2 separate regions of the Mus musculus genome follow, and region 2 is linked to region 1. The links are chromatin loops, found by intact Hi-C in ENCODE. Cell type or tissue: left cerebral cortex. All regions are shown on one strand. Each heading gives the region's core, and the rest is flanking DNA. Links, peaks and the distances in the headings are about the cores only.

Region 1 (9,750 bases), core at 1-8,000:
TGACAGTCTCACGGATCAGCCTGGTACCCCCAACCCCAGCATTCATGCACACACACACACAATCCCTCCAGAACAATGCCACCAAATCATATTGAGCTATGGAACCAGAGCATCCAACGTCATGAAAGAACACAGAGGCCTTTTTCTGGCTGTTGGTGTGATCTCAATAGAAAGCCCTTCTCAGGCAGGAAGAAGCCATTCTTGTGCCATGTCCCTAACAAAAGCTGACCTCTTCTACAGTGGCACAACTGGGCAGGCCCAGAATCAAGCTGGGGTTATTTCCCCACCATCTCCATAGTCATAGCAACAGCCTTGATTAATGCCATGGCCCATTAGAGAGATAATGTCAGCCCTAATCAGAAACGCCTCAAGTATCTCTCTTTGCATTTTGGTAAATGGAGTAATCACATTACGGTTGGATGTGTCTGGGAGCTGATTGCTGTCTCGAAAGTCTGCCTGATTTTCCAGGTTAAGGGGTGTCAGGGGGCCCGAGCCGCAACTAATCATGGTGCATTGTTAGGAGCGCTGAGAGGGAAAACAGAAGGTACAGAGACAGATGGGGAGGTCCCTGCCCTGTCCCTCCTCCTGGGTCAACAGGGGATCCCTGGGTTGGTGGTCTATTGGCAGGGACTGCTTCCCTGAAGATGAGCTTAGTGTCTCAGAGGTGGTGCCCGTGCTGTGGATAAACACAAGGATGGAGAGGCACAGCTAGCATGAGCAGGCAGGGGCCTCAGTTGGGCCCGGCTTTCCCTTCTCCTTTTGCATCGAGCTGGTGATGGACAGCCAGCCTCGGGTCACGCCACTGGGCTGGAAAAGTGGCAGGAGAGAGCTCACTTTTGGCCTGGAGATAGGAAATGGCAGAGGTGACATGCACCCTGTGTAATGAGTGTACACTTGCCCTGTCACAATAGTCTTTGGCCTTTGGCAGGTTCTGCCTTGTGGGAGACTCTCTGGAAGCTTCTCGAGGGCAGAGTCTCGATGCATCTTGGGAGAGGATGACATCCCCTCCTCTCTCCTTTTGTTGCAGAGACACCAAAGGAAGGAGAGGTGATGGCTCTTAAGCCTGCACTCTCACCAGGAATGGACGCTCAGTTCCATCTCTCCAGAGACCCTTCCCATACCGCTACCTCTGTCTGCCTTCCAGCCTGGCTGCCTTTGTTTCTGTCGGTCCACAGGTGACAGTAACAATAAATCATAGCCACCCATATGGAGAGATTAAGAGGAGGACCCGAGGAAATATGCATCGAGCCCCTGGAGGCTATTTTCGGATGCTCCTGGGAGGATTTTTTTTTTCTTTTCTTTTGGAAAGGACTCACACAGTTAACTATTTATGACAGTTTGAAGGCAGAGCAGAAATAGGAGAGTGGTACTTGGTGTCCCTGCCAAGGCTGAGAAGTAAAATCTTCTCAGAGGTCTGAAGCCACTTCAGGGCCATTAAATTTACTGTCTGTTAGACAATATTTAATATCTGGAATAACATTTTATTTTGGGGCCCAGCAATAATTTTTCTTTTCAGTTTTAAGAATTATCTCGGGGCCTGCCAAGTTGACCAGATAGAACTGTTACAGGGTCACAATGTTGCCCCGTGGCCCTGTCCCCCATGAACTCAGATCCCTTGCCAGTGAGGCTGAAGTTCACCTCAGAGCTTTAAGATCAAGGTCCCAGGTCAGGGTTGGAGTAGCGGAAAGCTATGTGGGGAGACTGAGAACAGCCATTAGGCAAGAGGTTACCACATCATGAATCAGTCAATCTCTGTCTTCCATTTGTCTCTGCTCCAGACCAAACTTTATCTTCAAAAATCAATATCCTTCCCAGGAAGATGTTGGATTAGACACGTTAAAGGACCCAACATCACAGCTTGACCTAAGCTCTTACAGACTGGTGTTAGACGGGGTAGGAGAGAATAGATTTCCCAGGCTAAGATGTTTCTCTAACGGCTCTATAAAGCCTTACAACGGCCTCCCCTGGAAACATGCTCTGGACCATCATTGCTTATAAACACAGCTGATCAAGGGCTTGAAAGATAAATCAAATTGAAGATGTGGCGCCTTGACTCCCGCACAGCCACCAGCTTTGAGCTAAATCAGTGGGTCTCAACCCGTGGGTCACAACCCCTTTGGGGGTCAAATATCATATATTCTCCATATTAGGTATTTACATTATGACTCATAACAGTAGCAAAGTTACAGTTCTGAAGTAGCAATGAAAATAATTTTATGGTTGGGGTCACCACGACATGAGAAACTGTATTAAAGGGTCACAGCGTTAGGAAGGTTGAGAACCAGTGAGCTAAATGAACACAAGAGATTCACGGGGAATGCATTAGCATTGTGGTCATAGTGTCTACTGTCCCTGCAGGTACTCTTACCCTAGACACCACTGGTGTTGGCTGTCTAATCCTGGACCTGAGACTGATTCTGGCAGTGGCAAGATGTGCTGCAATCCCCACCCTCCCTCAGTCCAGTCTACTGGGTTTCCCAGGCCCACAGCTCTGACTAGCCTCTGTTGGCACCTCAGGCCTGTCACTTTCAGAAGCCTCCCACGCTCTCACATTGGTACCGTACATGTGTACTCTCCTTAGACACACAGATCTAATGATCTGCATATATCATCTGCTTGGCATCCACTCCTTCTTGACGCTTCAGTTTGCTCAATAGCACCTCACACTCAGTAACTGGCTACTTGGGTACCACCAATGTTGGGACTTGGGCTCTGTGAGTCCCTGCTCCCTCTGCAGATCTTGTGACTGTAGCTGATCTTGCTTCCGTTGATGGCTGTCTTCTTTGGTCCTAGCTCATCTCCTTTCCCTGACCGGTGTGGGCTGTCCTTATTGTTACCTTGTACAGAGTTTGTATGGGAGCCTAGCACATCGTGACCTTCCCATGAGCAGAAACCTCATGGGATTCCCTCCCCCTTGGTGTACCCCTGTCACCTAGCATCACAGCCAGCACAAAGTACGAACTCTGAACACGTATTTGATGCATGAATCAGAAGTGACATTGTAGCCCATTTCTGCAGAAGGGAGGGATTTACCCGTTCCAGTTTTGATGACCCATAGCTACCTGATGCCAATTGAATAGAAAGAACAAGGCCATTATCAACCAACTCTAGCAGGATTTATCACTTCTAAAGTAGTACCCTCTTCAGACAGACTGGTGCCCTTCGTGAACAAGTACCTAAGCACCTAAGACAGAGGTCAGTTCTTATCTGTCAATAACATCTCTATTCATCCTAGAGAGAGAAATATTTATTATCCAGAGGGGAAGAAACACGTGGTTGGAGGTGGCTGGCTCATGGCTGGTTTTATATGTGAGTGAGTCACCAAGTGGTTCTTCCCTTTAGTTTCCTCATCTGGAAACTGATTTCTCCCTCTGATTTATGATTCCATTAACAGATAATTCTGTCCCAAGTCCCAAAGCATTTGTTTTCTGTCCTGCCTTTTGGTCATACCACAGCACCTCAGGGGGAGAGCCTTTGCCTGACATTTTCTACATCACCACCAGGTGGCAGGAGCGTGCTGCAGTCCTTTGGTCCCAAACACAAAGAACGTGCGCTTTGGAGGTTGTCAAGAGGCTAGCTGTCTGAAGCAAAGGGCTAGCAGACCCTTCTGTTTGTAAAAACGTTGGCTTGTATGAAAAACAACAGCCGGATGACTACGCCTGGGTTCATCTAGGAGGGTATAAGCACATTCCTCGCCTACAGGGGGCTTCAAGTTTGCTGAGGGGGTTATCAAACTGACACTAAAATTTGACTATAGGAAGAGGACCGCTGAAGAAGAGCTTGGTTTGTGCTCTAGCCACGAACCATTTGTAGTTATCTAAATTTAACTTGTTGACATTAAATATAAATTAAAAAGAAATGCTGCTTCCTAGTCGCACTAGCTGCAGTTCCAGTGTGCGGTGGCTGCATGTGGTTAGCTGACTGCGTGGGACAGCGCGGACTCTAGGACTCCTGTCAATGCCTAGAGCAGGGTTCTTCTCAGCTGCAGCACCAGCACGCTTGACTCCAGGACTCTAGATGATTACCTGGTGTCAAGAGCAGGCTGTGGTGTGCATCACAGGGTATTTACCGTACCCACTTGAGAACCACTAGGCTAGAGGATATTGGAGAGGACCTGACTTCCGCAACGGGGAGGGAGACCGGTAAGTGTTCTAGAGAATAAACCAAGTGTGGTCACAAGGTGGGAAGAAAGTTCCCAGTTCAGACTGGAGGATGGTGGTGCTGGGGCTTCCCCAGGGAGTCAGCTCTCTCTTTGGCTTCACCAGGGAGTTATCATGCTATGCAAAGCAGCGCAGTGGCATCATTGAGAACGTGCCACGCGGCATCTTACTGCCTGCACCTTGACTTTGCCATCTATTTCTAGCTGGTCCAACCCCGAATTCACAAAAATAACGTCCAAAATTCGAAAAAAAAAAATAATGTCCACTTTATCCCCTTTGTTTTTTGTTTTTCTCTCTTTGGTTACTGGCTCTGGGAGGATGGTTGTTCCTCTGTGGTCCAGAGCAGGGATTTTATGTATCAATAAGAATTAGCTCAATCAACAGAGAGACTCAGGAGACTAGAGACAACAGTCTAAATTCATCCAGTACCCACAGAGATGGGTACAAAAAGCCTCGTTGTACTTCTTCTGCCCTTTGCGTGTAACTTCTAGTCTCTTCCCTCACGAGATGATCAGCTTCTTCTCCTGGTCTGTCACAGATAGTTCAAAGGAGCCTCTGGTCCCCCCTAGGGTGAGGTAATGCTTGATAATCCTTTTGGCTTCCTTACCAGCTATGACTGGTTCTTATGAATTCCAGCTCAATGTCTTACAAAGGGTTCACAATTCGTCTACTTTGTTGGGTTGAGCAAGGCCACAAAATTTAAGAACTGCTAGTCTGGAGGAGAACTGGCTTCCCTTGAGGCTCATGTCCACTTCTATTTTGTGCCATTTGGAACAGAGTCTGACTGATAACTTCACAGAGACCTATACTGATGGAGCGGGAACAGCCTGGTGCTCTATACATAGCTGGTCCCACCTCTACTAACTAGACTTCTTTTCTAATTTCTATTTCTCATTTATTACCAGGAGCTACAGACCTGATCCAGCCCCTCTCTTGTCTCCAGGCAACTCTTTTTTTTTTTTTTTTTTTAAAGATTTATTTATTATTATATGTAAGTACACTGTAGCTGTCTTCAGACACACCAGAAGGGGGAGTCAGATGTCATTACAGATGGTTGTGAGCCACCATGTGGTTGCTGGGATTTGAACTCTGGACCTTCGGAAGAGCAGTCGGGTGCTCTTACCCACTGAGCTATCTCACCAGCCCCTCCAGGCAACTCTTGGCTTTCTTGGGAAAGTGCAGTTCTTAGCCTCCAGCAGATGTACAGCGCATATTTGGTGTATGGCTGCTCACCAAAGACTAGGGAACACATCTGCAGTCAGACAAGTGCAGGTGCGCTGAGGCTGCCTGTGGAAGGGAGAACACAGAGTTTCTTAGTACGGGAGGATTTGAGGGGCTTGTGGAAGGCTGGGCTAGAGAAACATCTGTAGGTTTGCATTGGATGCCAACAAGATGTGAGCAGTTTGGCATCTCAGAAACGCTGGTGCAGTAGGCAAGAAGAACAAATTGAGGCTGGGTAGGTGTACCACTGACAAGAAAGCAACAATCTTCCAAAGAAAACATTTCATCTCTAGTATGGCCTCGATTCTGTTTAGTAGTAAACATTATTTATCACAGTTTGACTGACAACACGCTTGATTTTCGCTTCTTTAGTTCAATGCAAAAAAAAAAAAAAAGAAAAAAAGAAAAAATTACATAACTGAATGAATATTTAAGTTTGGCCAAATGTAGAAGCAATCACAGTGGGTGACAAACAAAACTGAGGTGCCATTTTTAAAGCAGGCAAAGTGATCCTTCGTATTATCTGTCTTTTAGGTGATTGCTTTTCACTGCTTTGCATAAAATTGGCCTTTAGTATAATGATATAATGCAGATGCATCTGAGGTTCTGTCTACCATGTTGGAATAAATAGTGGTTGATGGTTTCTGTTGTTAGCACCTTCCCCTCTCTCTTGTGATTGCTCATTCAAAAGCCCTGTGCAGTTGTCTGTGCTCCTCTTCAGATGTGGTCCCACAAACCACATCTTATCTGTGCGGAGCTAAGAACAAAGGGTCAATTACTTCCGGAGTGTTTCCCACCGTTTCTATTTCGACTCTCTTTTCTGGCAGTTGCGTTACCTCCTGCTTTCATGCGAGCTATTGTTGAAAGAGGGACCCTAAGGGTGGCACTTGATGATTGCAAGTTGGCCTGAGAGCTCATTAACCTTTACATCTTGCTAATTTTACTTACCAGTCTAGAAGGTTGGAGTGGAAAGGAAATCCCATCCATTGTGTTATTCCCTGGACCTTTTGTCATTTCGTTAATGTTTCTCCTCTGTGACTCACTCATAACCTTAACCAAATGCTGAGCGGGTCACCATGACAAAAAAAGAATTTCTCCACCTCCACAAGTCTTCACAATACACTAACAGCAGGATGTCAGACTGTTTTCAATATTACCAACCAAGATGGTAGCTACTTGCCATGTGCATTATCAGGTTGCTGTACCAGAAAGCATGGAGAGTTGGGGTGGTGAGTGTAAGACAATCAATAAAGATTTATAACAAACAATCCAGACATCAGGACATCCATCCTTAAAAGGAGGGTGGAATAGCTTTGAGAATGGACAGAGATGTTGGTGCTAAAAACATGAAGAGAAAATCCAAGACATCACCACAGGCAAAAAATAAATATGGTTAGAATTGGGGTGTGGAGCTCGAACAATCTAGATCATAGTTAATTCATATAGCATTGTGTCTGAGGGAAATGAAGAAGCAGTAGCAAGAAATTTGGGACAGCAATTGGATGGTGGAAGGTATTATGCTGCAATGCACTAGGCAAGAATAGTGGTAGTGCATGTGGATAGCCCTGGGGCTAATTGTATTTGATGTTAATTCTGTTCTCCTGTGAGGGGCTGCGAACAAGGAATGAGTCAGCACTCAGGTGATTTCTTGTAAACCTGCTTCCCACCTTAATTTATAAATAAAGGCTAGAGCCTGTGATTGGGCAGAGAAAGAGGGGAAGGTGGAGCTGAAGATTTTGGGAGAGAAAGAGAGAAGAGGATGATGAAGGAGGAGGGAGAAGGAAAGTGGAGCAGAAGCATGTGGCCTGGAGAAACCGCAAGTCATAAGGGGTCTCATAGATGGGGAAGATGGTAGTGTAGCGGTAGATCTGCCCAATCTAGGCACTCAGTATGTAATCATATTAATTGAGTTGTGGTTTTTTTTTTTTTCCTTTTTTTTTTTTTTTTTTTTTTTTTTTTTTTTTTTTTTTTTTTTGAGACAGGTTTTCTCTGTGTAGCCCTGGCTGTCCTGGAGCTCACTTTGTAGACCAGGATGACCTCGAACTCAGAAATCCGCCTGCCTCTGCCTCCCGAGTGCTGGGATCAAAGGCGTGCGCCACCACACCCAGCTGAGTTGTGTTTTCATTGCATGGGCTTATTTAGGTTGGGCGTACCACAACAGTAGCGTTGTGTCTCTTTGTCCAAGTTCTTGGTTAATTTTCTAAGGTGCTGTTTGTTTAGTCTTTAATAATGCCATCTGAGGTAGACAGGACCAGTTCTCATTCACCAAGGCAATTTGAAACTGAGAAGCTAATGTCTTGGCCAGAGAGGTCTGGCATCTTTAGAAGGAAGCATTCAGCCCTGGAGATATGGAAGTAAGAAAACACTTGCCCTTACTTAAAAAAAAAAAAAATCAGCATTTGTAGAATGATAAAGGCAGTTACTTATCACCTTAAGCTAAGAGAAGAGAGAATGTGTGAAAATGGAAGATCAAGTAGAGGGAGAAATAGACAGAACATGCAGCATGCAGCTCTGGAATGTCTGGGGAAGGACAAATGAGTGAATGTGTTCCTGCTGGGAAAGAATTGTGTATGGTTGGGTGGGAGAGAAAAGGAGGCAGTACTCAGCTAGTGGAGGTCCTTTATGGCTGACTGCAGTTTGGAGTCAGTGTTGCTTGCAGTGGGGAGCCAGGGAAGATTCTAAATGTGAAGATTTGCCCAGCTCCATTGGATCTGCATCACAGAAATAAGATTCTGACATCGGATAGAAACTTGTTAGAAAAGGCTAAAAGAGAGACACTTCAGAAAGCCAGTGACAATCATAGCCAGAACCAGATGCGGTGAAAGTAACAGGGCAAAGAAAGCTAGCTTAAGATGCAACGAAGACAATGTTGACGTTATGCCTAGATACGGGGACTTGAGAGAAGGGACGTTGAGGATACTAGGACCATTGCTAGATAGTCAAGTCATGAGTCAAGACAAAGAAACTAGACAGATGAATAGGAAGACAGGAGCAGATGGGGCCAAGATGAGAGTCTAGTTTTGGATATGCTGAGTATTATTATTGGGGTCACTGAGGAGAATTGTCCAGTACACAACTGTTCTAATTTGCTTTTCTGTTGCTGTGATAAACACCATGACCAAAAACAAGTTGGAAAGGAACAGAGTTATTTTAGCTTACAGGTAATGATTCATCATTAAAGGAAGCCATGGCAGAAACTCTCGGCAGGAGTGTGGAGGTAGGAACTGAGACAGAGACCACAAGAGAACACTGCCCACTGGCTTGCTTCAAGCATCACATTCAGCAACCTTTCTTTTACAGCTCAGTCCCACCTCCCTAAATAGTACCACAGACAGTGCGCTGGGCTCTCTTATGTCAACTAGCAATCAGGATGATGCTCCCAAAGACAAGCCCATGGTTTGATAGAGGCAATGTCTCAGATGTGTTGTCTTCTTCCTAAGCATGTCAAGTTGACAGTCAAGATTAGACATCCCAACAATTGAATATTTCAATTTACAAAAGATGAGACACCTGAGTGGCAGATCAAATTCTCTCAGGGGCATTTTTGTTTGGATTGTATAATTGATTCTTTTTATTAGAGTTCTGCAAAGCTACCATGAACACTAAATTAGGAAACACCAAGCCATTGCTCCTAGCAAAAGATAGAGTGGGGGGTGGGGTGTCTTGTGACTCTCACAACAGTCTCATCTTTATTTAATAGATAACCTTATTTATGTATGTTTTCATTTAAGAACATCTTTTTTTTAATATCATTGACTTGTGACTAATGAAATCATGGCCAACAACACTCCAACTCAACCCATAATAAAGCTTTTCTAAAATATATTTTCACCATAAGGCATAACACAGACTTCTTGTGTTTAAGACAAGAGAGTAGACAAAAATGTGAAGCTGATAAATTGATCATGAAAGTAAATGCATGTTTTTGCTTTAGTTATTAATGGAGCCAAGGAAACTAGAAAGAGAAACAGAGAATTAGGGAGAAATGAGGTGAAGATGATGATCCAGTTTGTGATATGCTAATTATTAAGAACTAAAACAGGAAGGCAAAGTGCTGCCTTGTTCGGCCTCAGTTGGGGATCTGTAAGTAGATGCCTTAAACTTCCTGTTGCTGTGTCTATCCTGACAGTAAAAGCTCCATGAGTACTGATGATGGGATTACAGATAAAGTTTTTCGAGCGGGAAAAGTTCTTGAGTGATGTGGAAAAGCCATTCAGCATCATGACTAGTTGGTTGATATTGCCTCATGAAGGGATAATGAGATAAAAGGGGGCTTAGAATATGCCCCGAGTGTCACCAACATCTAAAAAATGGGTAACAGGAAAGATATGTGTGTGTGGGCAGGGGCGGGGTGGAAGAAGGAGGGCTC
Region 2 (13,307 bases), core at 2,665-10,664, 180 kb after region 1:
CAGAAAAAGACAGTGAGTCAAAGGATGAGAAAAATGGAACAGCCTACATGGTTTACTTTAGATCCCGGGAGATTACACGGGATTCCTTGCTCGCTGGCACAGAGAAAGGTCTAGAAGGACAGGATTCTGTTTGTCACCTCTAAAATGAGGGTTCTGATCGCCACCCTTTCTCCTCTGCACTCTGACTTCTGAGGGTAAACATGGCAGCCTACAGCAAGTACACTTGACATTTTGGTTCTTAAATGCAATGATGTATTTGACTTCAAGAACCCTTTCTGCTATTACCAGCTTTCTGTCCACAGCACATGATATCAGTATCTTTAGAGATGTGCCTCAGGTTTACAGCCTTGGCAATGAGAACTCAGATGTCCAGGGTTGGTATGCTTAGGTCTGTTTAATAAAATCCTTTGATGGAAAAACACATTCTACATAGCCTTATAGATTCTTTTAGATTCTCTCCACCATACAAAAATCACCTAAAGTGATTTGTGCCAGGATATAAAAGGCAATATATTCAACATTATCTTATTGAAAACAAAGCAGCAATCTCCATCTCAAAAATTTTTTTTGACAACTTATGCATTAGTCTGGCTCAATTAGTTCAATGATTAATTTGGCAGAAAGTACTTCTGAAACTTAGCACCTACTAAGGAGATTGCTGTGTGCCAGAATTTGGGGACTGAAGTATAATTCAATGGCTATCTAATTTATCTATTTTAAGTGAACAATTCAAGTTGTTCTTTCTTCCTTTCTTTCTTTCTTTCTTTCTTTCTTTCTTTCTTTCTTTCTTTCTTTCTTTCTTTCTTTCTTTCTTTCTTTCTTTTTCTTTCTTCCTTCCTTCCTTCCTTCCTTCCTTCCTTCCTTCCTTCCTTCCTTCCTTCCTTCCTTCCTTCCTTCCTTCCTTCCTTCCTTTCTATTTTAAGTAAAGTGACTGATTTAGACCTTCACCCAGGTCAGTTTAGAATATCTTCACCTTTGAGGCGATCCCTCAAATTCTTAACCTTATTCCCAAGACTCAGCCCTAGGCAACTTCTGAGCTACTTCTTGTTGCTACAGTGCTGCAGTTTCTAGAAGCTCACATAAAGCTGAAGTCTGATTTCTGTCCATTTAATATGATCTGAGACCCATCCATGCTACTAAACATCAGTAATTATTCCTTACTCACAAGCAGTTTTCCACTGGATACAAAGTCTGTATTTCAGTTCTATTTTAAGCCAGTGTGGTGGTGTCAGTAGGAAGGGTCGGCACAGGTTCACAGATTTAAATGCTTGGTCATCAGGGAGTGGCCCTACTTGGCAGGCATTAAGAGGTAAAGCCTTGTTGAAATAGGTATGCCCTTGTTGGAGGAAATATGTCACTGGGGATGGGCTTTGAGGTTTCAAGGTCCCAAGCTAGACCCAGAGTCTCAATTCCTGTTGCCTAATACTCCAGATGTAAAACTATTAGCAAATTCTCTAGCCCCATGTCTGTTTGTGGGCTGCCATGCTTCCCACAATGACAGTAATGGATTAAACCTCTTAATGTAAGCAAATTCCAACTAAATGCCTTCTTTATAAGAGCTGCTGCAGCCATGGTGTCTCTTCACAGCAATAAAACCTTGACTAAGATAGCCAAAGCAGAATTGTTGGGTCTTACAGTAATGCAGTACTTAACATTTAAACAGCCTGCCAAACTGCTCCAAAGAGGCTGTGTCCCTTTTTGCTTCCACCAGAACTCCCAGGATAACTTCAACTTTCTCCACATCCTCAATAACACCTTGGTATTGACAGGCTGGAATCAACCATCTTGGTAGATAAGGAAAACTTAATGTTCCTTTAGTCTCTACATTGCCAGTGGTAAATCTTGTCAAGCATCTTTGAATGGACATCTTTACCACTGTCTATGCTTTCATTCTGAGTCAAGTTAAAAGAGTTCTGTGTATCTGTTGGTTCCATGGCCTGGTACATAATAAATACTTGACAAATATTTGTTTCAGGCTGTTTGTTGGTCTTTTGCTTTCTTAATGGGATCTTCTAAAGGTGTCTTAGTTTGGGTTTTACTGCTGTGAACAGACACCATGACCAAGGCAACTTTTATAAAAACATTTAATTGGGGCTGGCGTACAGGTTCAGAGGTTCAGTCCACGATCATCAAGGTGGGAGCATGGCAGCATCCAGGCAGGCATGGTGCAGGAGGAGCTGTGTGTTCTACATCTTCATCTGAAGGCTGCTAGCAGAATACTGGCTTCCAGGCACTAGGATGAGGGTCTTAAAGTCCACACCAACAGAGACATACCTAGTCCAACAAGGCCACACCTAGTCCAACAAGGCCACACCTAGTCCAAGAGAGCTACACCTTCTAATAGTGCCAAGCATATACATCACAGAAGGACACTTAGTTTTGATGACATTCAACTTATCTTTTGTCTCAATGCTCACAGCTTTTGTTTCTTATCTAAGCATTATTCCGACACCCAACATTTCATTTCTTATTTCTAGCAAAATTCATGTTTCACTAAAATGTTCATAGGTTAGCCCAAATACTTATGACCATTTTTTTTAAACTGCTTTTAATGTAGAGTTGATTAGGGACCAAGGGCCAAAACATATATGTGCAAATCTAATTGTTTCAGAGCTCCCTTTGGAAGAACACCCTCTCTCTATTGTGCTGACATGCTTGAAAGAGATCAACTGACCACACTCACAAGACAGTCTACTCGTGGACTTGTTCTTCTGCTCCTTTAAACTGAGCAATGCCACACTCTCTTAACTACTACAGCTTTACTTTAAGCCCTGAAAGCAAGAAGAGTTGAGTCTCTCAACTTTGCTTCTCTTTATTGTTTAGATAAATCCACATCATTTGCATTGCCACATAAGTTTTAGATTTAGTTTATCATCATCTATAAAAAATACTTCCCAAAGTTTAGATGAAGATTATATGAGATCTATAGATCTGATTAGAAAAAAATGATCAATACTGAATTAGTTACCTATTTCATGAATGTGGTACATAGGGCAACAATATAGGTCTTTGTTTCTCTCAGTAGGACTATGTAGCTCTCAGTGACTAGATCTTACAGCTCTTAGGTTAATTTCATACTAAACTATTTTATTCCTTTTGATGTTAATACATGTAATCAATCTTTGTTTTCAGCATTTAGCAATTTATTTTTGTACCTGTGTCATATCCTGTAACCACCATCATTTCCTGAGTGTTCTAGTAGCTTTTTTATACCATTATCAGGATTTTGTAGCTATTACGATCTGGGAGTAAAACAAGTTCTATTTCCTTCTAATTTTCTTAGGCCTTTAACTCCTGGTTTTTGCCTTGAGTCATTAAGGTTTCCATTTGAATCAGCAGTCAGTCTAGAACACACCAACAGCCCCCACAGCCTTTCTATGAAGTCTGACATTTGTATGCCACTCGCTGATGAACAACCACACTTTGCTAGTACATACTGCCAGTGCTCATCTGCTGAAAACCAGTTTCAACCACACTGAATTGTATTATGTGATCATCATTTAGGAGGGGGGAAAAAGAGAATAGAAAAGAAATGTGCTGCTATCTAATAAGCATGAATCTCATAAACTTAATAACAACCCTGACCAAATAGAATCCACGGGGGGCGTGCTCAAAGTGGCGAGTCCTCAGCTGAAGGTGGGCAGGCAATCTTTGGACTCAACACACTCATCAACCATAAGAAAGGGCAAAATTGAAAACCATAGCATGACACGGTAAAACCATCACAAAACTTACGTAAAATACAAGCTATCATTACTCGTTTCATATTTCAGGCCTTTGAGAGCATGGTTGCCTTTATGATAAATACAGTTCTTGCTATATTCGAGCACAATTCTACTCACACACAATCTATGGGACATAGACTAAGTGCCAACATGCAGGAAGAACAAGGGCTCCATCTACTCTTAAAAGGCTTTCTGCCCTTAGAATAACAATCCCTACTGATAAGCCAGAAAACAGGCCTTCATATACGAGCAGCTTCCTAATGCACACACAATAAGCAATGGAGCAAAAGCAATTACTCGAGTTTCTTTGTTCGAAAACTCCTGAATTCGGTTCCCTCTTTCTGGAGAGCACACTTCTCAGCCCAAAGTCCCGAGCCCCAACCTTCAATTGACTGCTCAGGATGCCTGGTATTTGGTTTGGTTTCTGTCTGTCCCTGGATTTTCTAGTAGTTTAGAATCCACTGCACCAATGAAGGAAGAATTTCTCTTCCTGATTTGTTTTGTTCCCAAATAGGAGCCCGAAGGCTTGCACGCCATAATAGAAGGATGACTGTGCATAAATAAGGTGCACATGAATGAATGAATACAAGGAGCTTGGTCTGGGATACATTTCCCCCCGAGTTAGGATGAAAAACTCCCAGGAAGACAGAGGAAGAAAGGATATGAAGATTTCTGAGTGCGGCAATCTAGATTTTTCTTTTCTTTTACTTCAGGGGCTGTCACGGGCAGCAGAGAAGTTGCAAGCAAGCTGTTAAATTGTGGACCCAGAGCAAAGAAAGCCCTAGAAGTCCTTACCAGAGATGATTCAGACTGAAATATTTATAACGTGGGTTCAGAAGGCTAAGAACGAGTGGCCATGTTTCTGCTGAAAAGGATTCAGAGTGAGAAAAATGGAAATGGGATCAAAAATGCTTTTCATTATGTCTTGAGTAAATGCTTAATAGATGTTTTGGATTTGGTTAATTAGAAAGGATTGCAGTAGGCTATTTTCAGAAACAAATACTAATCATAACTCTTTCTGTGCTTGGGGCAATATGCAAAACCTGTAACTACAGTAAGCAAAATAATCCCTATACCGAGGAACATAGCCATCATGTATGGCTCTAATTCTCAGCAAAACTACAGAAGAGAATCCCCCCCCCCCACATACACACACAAAATCTCCTTCCTATACCATTAAAGAAACATCAATTTCTTAAATTGATCACATATGTATAGTAATGCCTTTCAAAGTTGTAATTAGCAAAACCTTAGAAACAACTTACATGACCGAGAGTCAAGGCATTGCCAACTAAGTGCCCAGAGACTGTTATCTTTTATTGGATAAAGTTTTATTCAAACACCACTGTGTCTGTGCCTGCTTTCTTGCTATATACTAACGGTGGGTTTAAGCAACTGCCACTGAAATTACATATGGCCCAAAAAACAAAAGATCTACTGATTGCTCTTTACAGGAAGTCTGCCAACACTATAATAATTAAGCACATTTAAGATAAGACAAAATTTTAGACAGGGTTTAAAAAAAAGCAAGATATGTTGTTTTATATACAATATAAACAAAATTATGTAAAACAAGTGAAAAGTATAGAAAGGATTCCCCCAAGGTTTTTCCCACGTTCTAAAGTGGTCTTACATTTCTTTTATTCTAAGAAAATGAAGTTTTACTATAATTACCACTTTAACTCGTCTCTCTGGCTTGCACACAGTAGAGGTGACCACACTAACCTGTCTCCCCGACAGGAGTGCTGAGGTGGGGGGGGGGCGGGGGGAGGGTGGTGCAGAAAGTCCTGGGTAAGTACCTTGTGCTCATCCCGAAGGTGAGTGTCCAGTTCCTCCGTGTGCTTGGTCTCATAGTAGCAGAGCTGGCATTTGTACGGTTTCAGTTCATTGTGCTTTTCTATGTGTTGCTGGAGACTCTCGTCACTGGAGCAGGTGAAGGTACACTTATCACAGCGGAAAACTACTCCCTGCAAGTATTTTGACAGTTTGGAACGGCACACTTCAATGGGGACAACTCGCTCTTCTGTGGAAACAAATCGAATGGAGAGATGGGCATTTTTACTGATGGAAAACAGATGTTCTCTCTTTGGAACGTAAGAGGAAATGGACCCATTCAATTCTGATACTTCCCTCCCTGACGTTCCCAAATGACACACAACCCTCCAGCACAACTGGGTATGTGGAAGACCAAAAGCTTTTGTGCACTCAATACCAGGCGTGGTGAGTGATTAGATTGGGGCAGGTGGAAAGGCGTTAGGTAGTTTCCGAATGAAGGTTGGTTAAGCACGGAAGTGGCTGCCATCTTTACCAACATTAATAACCACTGACGAGATCATTTTAATGTCCTTCAGCAAGTGCTATGACGGCTGGATGCCAGGTGCCTTTCAGGGAAGGAAATATTAACCTGGAACCTGTGGACTACCACTGCGTTTCACTCTCCAATGATACCAAGGCTAGAGTTTACTCCCATTTTCAGAATAAATAAAAATGAGGAACAGCATCCTACTTCTAGACTAGGGATTAAAGCCAGGGTCCCACAAATGATCAGCAAGCGCGCTGTCACTGAGCTAAATCTCTAGCGAGGAACAACCCTTGAAAATGTTCTGGAGTTTTAGACAGTGCAACTGACAGAGCCGAGATGTGAAGGCAGGCTGAGCTTGTTGCTACTTCCATTCCTGTTCCCCCCTTGAAGACATTTTCCAGGATGTTATTCTCCAGTCCTGAAAGCAGGGCATCTCTACAGAACTCAATTAACCAGTATACTTAACTTACAAGTGAAAGGTGTTGTGGGTAACATTGAGGGGGAGGTGGGGGTGGCTTGGAACCATTGAAGATTTGTGTCTTTCTAGAGAAATCTGTAATCTGATTGCCACAAGAGGAGAAAATTCCTAGCTGTAAAGAGAGGACGTGGGTGCCTTCCCCACTCCCACACCAAATGCTGTAGGGCTGGAAATGCATGCGTTTGTGTAGTTTGCACTCTCTCGCCCTTGTGTTTAACTGCTCAAATTGAATTTCACACCAGTCTGCCCAGAGTACTGGTGCACGTGCCAGATATCCATAACTGGGATAAAATTAAAATCTGTGCTATATATGCAAGAATCAAAAATAGCGTGTGTTTTCATGCTGAGTCTGGATTTCAGAAGACCCGGAAAGTTTACAAATGGACGCACAAAACATATACTTATATTATTTAGAGACAGCAATGTATTATTAAGTCAGGAAAGCATGATTTTCTTCCCAGAGACACTGAGTAGCGGCGTTAGTCTTTTGCATGCGGATGCTGCTGCCTCTTCCAGCCTTCCCTTTGTTATTGGCTGCACTCGGACCCAAGGGAACTCCCCCCACCCAACATCATGTCTTCATCTGAACCACAACATTCTAACTGCAGGGCACTCACTGCCTTGGAGCCCTGAATGTAGCGCCTCATCGGCCAGCAAGATGCTGGGCACAGAAAGCGTTAAGGGTGGTGTCTGGAACATACTCCCCAGAGATCTAATGCATATGTTATTTTCCCTATACAAAGAGTCAGTTGCTTATTTAGAAATATAAATATTTTTAAAACCAAAGTACAGCAGACAGCTAAGAAACACATGATTATGAAGTAATCTGCACATTTTCTTAGAATAGCAAATGTTTAACAGCCTTCTAAGCCATTCAGTTCCATGGTTTGGTGTAAACGGAGGGGGAAATGCCTTGGCATGAATTAGTTAGCCTGAAGGAGTCCATTCTAGAACGTTCTACTACTCTCTACGCCTGGATTTCTCAAAACAGTAGCATGACTGACATCTGGAGGCTAGACAGTTCTTTGTTGCAGGCACTGTCCTGTGAACTGTAGCATGCTTAACAACTTCTTTGGTCTTCACTCACCAGATTCTTCTAGCACTCATTCCTATGACACCCCAGAATGCTTGCAGGGTAGTGCACTCTGGGGAGGCTGGAAGAACCGGTTGAGAACAATCACATTCAGCAATGGTAGGCATGAACTACAGTGGCTCAGACTAGGTAAACCTAAGAGCCTAATCTGCTGCCCGGCTTGGAGTGGTAGCCGTAGTCCCAGGGACACTGCACACTGAGGTTGTCCTTCATGGAAAGGGCTGCCATGATCACTTTTGGCACTTCCATGAGGCTATGGCCCTCCGCTCTCCTCCTCACTTGTCCCTGATTTATTTTGTCATCTTTACTGCTTCTCTTTTATTCTCTGGCTCTGGCCTGGCCCATCTGCCCTAGATCTGTCAACCTCAGCGGAGATGAAGAACAGCTGGGCACACTTTTCCAAGCAACAATGCCTCAAATGCCACGAGGACAGCTATTCAGCTGCTCAACAGTCTGTTGCCCGAAGTCAATAAATGGTTCTCCCCAACCCCCCTTTCTATGCATTCACCACTTCCATTCCTCTACCACATTGGTTAGCTTTCTTTGCAGTTTCTAATTTCATGATGCATCATTAAGAATTTTACCCAAAGATCTAAGGCCTCAAAGTCATGGCCTGAAGTTCAAATGCTAATAGCAATAATAGCTAATACATGGCTTTACAATTGATTAAAAGCTTGCTATGAGGTGAGGTCTATTAACTGTTATAGTTCTGTATATTGAGACATCAGTGATTATTATTATTATCATTTGAAGATGTCTGTACAATCTTCCACACACAATAAATAAATGTAATTTTAAAAATTAAAAAAAAATTCAAGATTTTTCATTTCCAGTCTAATATATGAGCTAAGGTAGACCAAATCTCTTCTTTATTTAAATGTATACTATCATTACCTACCAAGTTAGACTGGAATGCTCCAGGCATGAACTGAATCCTGCCTTGGCTATAAAAGTTCACATTTATATGAGCACCCTAGTAGCATGGGTCTTTCCTGATTTTACACCTCTCAAAATTACCCTGGGTAAGAAGTGTTTGTGACTCAGCACGCAGGGAAGGTAAAAAAAAAAAAAAAGGGATCACCAGTTCACAACCAACTGATGGTTTATCAGTTTCATCTCCTCCTACTCAACTGGTACTCACTGCTACAGGGGAACATGACACTGGAGGGGCAGGACTTCAGAGTCATCACTGAAGCACCTGTGCCCTAAGGTGTATTGAAAGCAGTGCTGGGTATGCTGCTGTGTTAGCATGGAACCCATTAGAAAAGGCTGCAGCAGTGCCAACTACTAAGGGTCATTTCTTAGCAAGAAGCCACATGACTGTGGAGCCCCGAGTCACCAGATAAGAACTCCTCTGGAAAGGAAACTGCAACATACTAGAGTTTCCTTCCAAGAATACCAAGTCTTAAATGAGGCAGCAGAAGAACTGGAATTCCTTGACCCCAGCAATCTTTGCTTGCAAGGCATCAACCCAGAAGGCTGAGCTCAAAGACCCATTTACTACTTGCTGTTGGATAACTGAGTGATAAAGGTTAAAGACTGGAGAAAACCATTAAGGAAACCACATTAGTCCAATATGGGGGCACTTGGGAAATAGAGGCAGGAGAGTTTGAGACTAGCCTAGGCAAGGTAGTATGTTTTAGGTCAGGTTGGGTTACATAAGACCCTATCTCAAAATGCTCTGTTGAGGAAGAGGAGAAATTGGAGGAATAGGAAGAGGGTAAGAAGGAAAAGAAAAAGGCATTATTATCTTTCAAACCCCCCTAACATAAAACTATAAATAGATATGTAAGCACAAGCAACCATCTCCTGGTAAGAGCTATTAAGTTTTGACATTAGCAGGTTTCTAGGGAGAGCTGAGAACAGGCAGTCCCTCTCTCACAGGTAAGGGTACTGATGGGATTTCACAAAATCAAAATAAGTCAGTCTTATTGATTTTCTCTCCTGAAATCAAACTGCCCCTAACCAGACACATTAGGGGGAATGTCTTCCATTCAGGATGCCCTCCTTCAAGACTTAGCCTCAGTCAGGATTTGTCTACTAAAGCAGGAAACAGACCCTTGAAGTTAACATGCCAACTGGAGAGCAACCACAGTGGTTACACAGCTACATAATCACAATGTAAATATTTATCGAAAAGGCTTCAGCCCTGCGATTCAATCTGCACCCAAATTTTCAGGCGTGTTGTATAGGAACAAGGCCCAGTTGGGCAAGCTGTATGTGAGCTCTACGCTTCCAATGGTTGTATACTCACAGTCACAATCGAGAAGCTTCCATTAATGCTCAACTTCCCTCAGAGAACAAACTTTTCTGTCTCTTCATGGCTGAACTGCACTATATCTTCAAACACCAGCAGGCATGCTGCACATCCATTGCTCAAATGAAAACTTACCCAAAGTCCTACCAAATGAGTTCAGGAAACAAACGTCCAAGTTAGACTTATTATATCTTACCAGATGTTGACATCTAAACCCATAAGAAAGAGATAGATCTAATGATCCTTTGCTTCAACCTTGGTTAAATTCTTATTTAGTAGGTGTCTTACCTGTAGTCTGATTTAATTTTTTCCCCTTGGCTTTCTATGTATTTACTAAGGAAAGGTCAAATTTCTGAATCGTCTCTAAAAACACACATTCTTTGCAGGTACCTGGAATAGTCTGATGTCATGCTGCAAATAGGTCTTGCCTCCAGTGGCCTCAGTTGTTTACTAAGAGATTACTCCCACTCTGCAGTGGTTGATAGTGTCCCCCAATTTATGTCCACTTGGAACTTCATTATGTGACGATTGGGATACAGTTTGGGGGATGTAATTAAAATGAGCAAGGTCATATTAGATTACAGCTGGCCTAAAATTCAATGCCTGGTATTTTTGTAAGAGAAATCACAAAAAGGAACACAGATAACTGGCAACGAGGCTGCAAGAAGGCGGCAGAGGTTGGATGGCTGCCACTATAAGCTAAGGATATCAAAGCATGCCCAGAGTCTAGGATATGAGAAGAAATCAAAGGGTAAGTAGGTAGGTGATCTACCACTGAATTCTATTCCCCTCTCCCCATCAAGCGTGGGTTTTCTTGAAGTTTTAGATGATACACAGGCATCATCTGAAGAGGCTGACAATTCTAGCCTCTAGAGCTCACATCATTTAAAGCCAATGAGTTGGTAGATGTGGATTTCAGTAAACTTAGAAAGAGACTAAAGTCCATCTGAAGTCTTCTTTGTCTGCTGCCAGGGCTCAGTTTGAGAGCCACCTTTCTGAATAGGACTCCTAGACACCCATCACGCACTGTCTTGGATATACTCTGCATGTGTTCATCTTGAGGAGGTCAAGTATGGGTTTCCTATACCTCATCATACATAATGCTGTCATAACAGAGTGCAGCAAGTTACAAACAAATGACGGGTGTTTTCGGAACTCAGGAACCAATAGTATGCTCCCTTTGCCATGGGAGTTCATACCCTTGACTAATTCTCATCAGACTTCCATGGGATGGATTCTTCTCCCCTCATTCCTTCCTTAAACACATCACTCTGTCCCAACAAAGAGATGGCAACTGTCCTTGCCAGGAGCAGCTCTGTTTCAGGGCCAGTTCAGAGTTGTTTTTCTTGTCTTTCATCCCAAGGTTTTTAATTAACTGAGGCCTCAGAAACATCTCATGCTCTAGACTCTGGAGACCAAAGATGTTTATTCATCTGAAGCAGGCAGTGCACAGGTGCAGAAGCCTCATCTCATTACGCTGGGATCAGCCCCAGTGCTGATCTGCAAGGCAGACATTTGACCACATCGATAAGACCAGGCTTTCTCTGTCCTGCCTTGAAGTGGCGATGGCCATCAGAGGCAGAAGTCTGTAGAAACTTAGGGCCCTCTGGCACCTGTGGATTGGGGTCCTCATCTTTGATCTCCAGCCCTACAAAAACTTCTCTCCTTACACCCAACATTCACAGACTCTGGAACACTGAGCAGGGTGGCGGCAGCTTCCCCAGGGTAAGAGAGTGATGCCAGGGATTCAAAGCATGGGCTGTGGGTCACACACACCTGGGTTCCAATCCTAGCCTGTTACCCAAGAGTCCTTGGACCGTAGGGAAGTACTCAGTTTTTCTGAACCTGTTTTTGTTGTTTGTCATCAGGAATGATAGTCATACCTACCATGCTGGATTTAGTACATTTATTGTAAAGCACTCACGCCAGTAAACACTAATAATGGTAGCTACAGTTAGTAGTGTCGCCACTGATCTTTAACTGCACATATTTGGATCATATTTCTAGGTTGGTGAGTACAATATTCACATATCCACAGAACAAGTGGATGGAAGAGGATTGCCATATGACCAATGACACATGATGGGATCAGACCAAACAACAGAATACTGGGCTGACTCATCATCACCCGATGACTCTGGTTAAGTTACTACAGCTCTCCATGACCCCATGGAATAGACTGAACACCTCTTCATCTATACAACCGGAAACCCAAAACTTTACCAGCATCAATGTGATTGGCTAAAGGATATTCGTTTGATGGTCTACATCAATATTTCAAAATCTGAACACTTTGGAACTCTGAAACACTTCTGGTCTCCATCATTTCATGTTATGGGATGGTCAATATACACTGTAGCATCCCTGTCTGATTCATTGTAGAGATTCCTTCTAGACTTCAGTGTCTGAATTGTGGGAAATTGCTTAATAAATACCCCAAAGCCAATTGATTCTGTTTTCTTCTCTCTCTCTCACGGAAGGCAAAGATTCCAAGACCTAATCTGAGGGCATGGCTATGAAAGACGGAGATCTTGTGGATTCAAGGCATCTCCACACTGGTGCTGAGATCATTGCAATTGTTGGCTGCTCTTTCTACCGGCCTCACTTTCTTTCACCTTTGCCTCCAATTCTTCATTTGTTTTTAATGTAACAGTGCTGCAGGAATGACACTGAGCTACGTTAAATCCTTCGTGAAATGAAGCAGAGCTCCAATAAATTAAATACGCTGAATTAAAAAAGCAGAAAGGATACAGACAAGCAACCCCACCCCCCATAGTCTTTCTCAGCTTTGGGCTTCCTATTCACAAAACAGGAGGCCATGGGATGGGGCTGTTGCTTGTGTGCTGCGGGTGAGGCGACTGGCTGCAGGCAACTAGCTGCAGGGAGCTCTTTGTCAAGGGTTCCTGGCCTCTGTGCAGAATCACTCTACCTCTCTCTTCCTCAAGTCTCAGCCCAGACAAGGAAAGTCATTGAGCTTGTCAGCCGTCAAAGCTCTGATCCCACCGGGCGTCAATATGGGGAATGACTGCAGCCAGTGTGGATTTGCCACAGCCAGAGATGACTCGCCATTGATGTTTTCTGGGCACCGGCTCCACTGATGGCCTCCACCCAAGCTGGGATGGGGCGCACAGCTTTGGCAACACACGGGCTAGGGGATCAGAAGCCAGGTGAGAGAGGCAAAACACCAGGCAGGAAGCCGAGGGCCAAGAACCCCTGCCTACATACTGCTGCTCCGCTTTTGCCTGGCTCACAGGTGGTTGGCTTAGCCAGCTACCATCATCTCTCATCTCATTAGATTGCCACGGGAGAAGGAAACAGAGCACTGTGAATGTTGGGTTTTCTGTGAGATTTGGGCAGACATAGGCACATCACAGGCATGCTGGCGAAAGATAGTAGTTCTGGGGAAGGGTAAGCTACTTTATAAATGCCTCCACACTGGCGTCTAAGGGACA

What was found. Hi-C counts contacts between places; a loop is a spot of excess contacts. Peaks named below come from ENCODE experiments on the same cell type or tissue, not always from the same donor. Only the 100,000 strongest peaks of a DNase experiment are listed, where the experiment ranks them.
Region 2: a loop joins it to region 1, with 2.2 times the contacts of the local background. A loop is called at or near these places in 4 of 42 quality-filtered maps.

The regions. Positions count from the first base shown.
Region 1 is chr4:55,234,430-55,244,179 of GRCm38, reverse strand. It overlaps Gm34231 (a long non-coding RNA gene), which reads right to left. Exons shown (of 3, transcript XR_390581.4): 3 at 5,244-5,447. It also overlaps the pseudogene Gm12508. Among named protein-coding and RNA genes, the nearest start is that of Gm34231, 31 kb to the right of the region's middle. In left cerebral cortex, for the core only: a CTCF peak has its summit at 3,493 (motif pointing right); a DNase peak (open chromatin) is centred at 3,517.
Region 2 is chr4:55,052,455-55,065,761 of GRCm38, reverse strand. Zfp462 (zinc finger protein 462) reads right to left here. Exons shown (of 13, transcript NM_172867.3): 10 at 5,525-5,748. Gm42289 (a long non-coding RNA gene) reads left to right here. Exons shown (of 2, transcript XR_003955412.1): 2 at 1-5,242. Among named protein-coding and RNA genes, the nearest start is that of Gm42289, 10 kb to the left of the region's middle. In left cerebral cortex, for the core only: a CTCF peak has its summit at 7,537 (motif pointing left); DNase peaks (open chromatin) are centred at 6,666, 7,162, 7,399 and 10,552.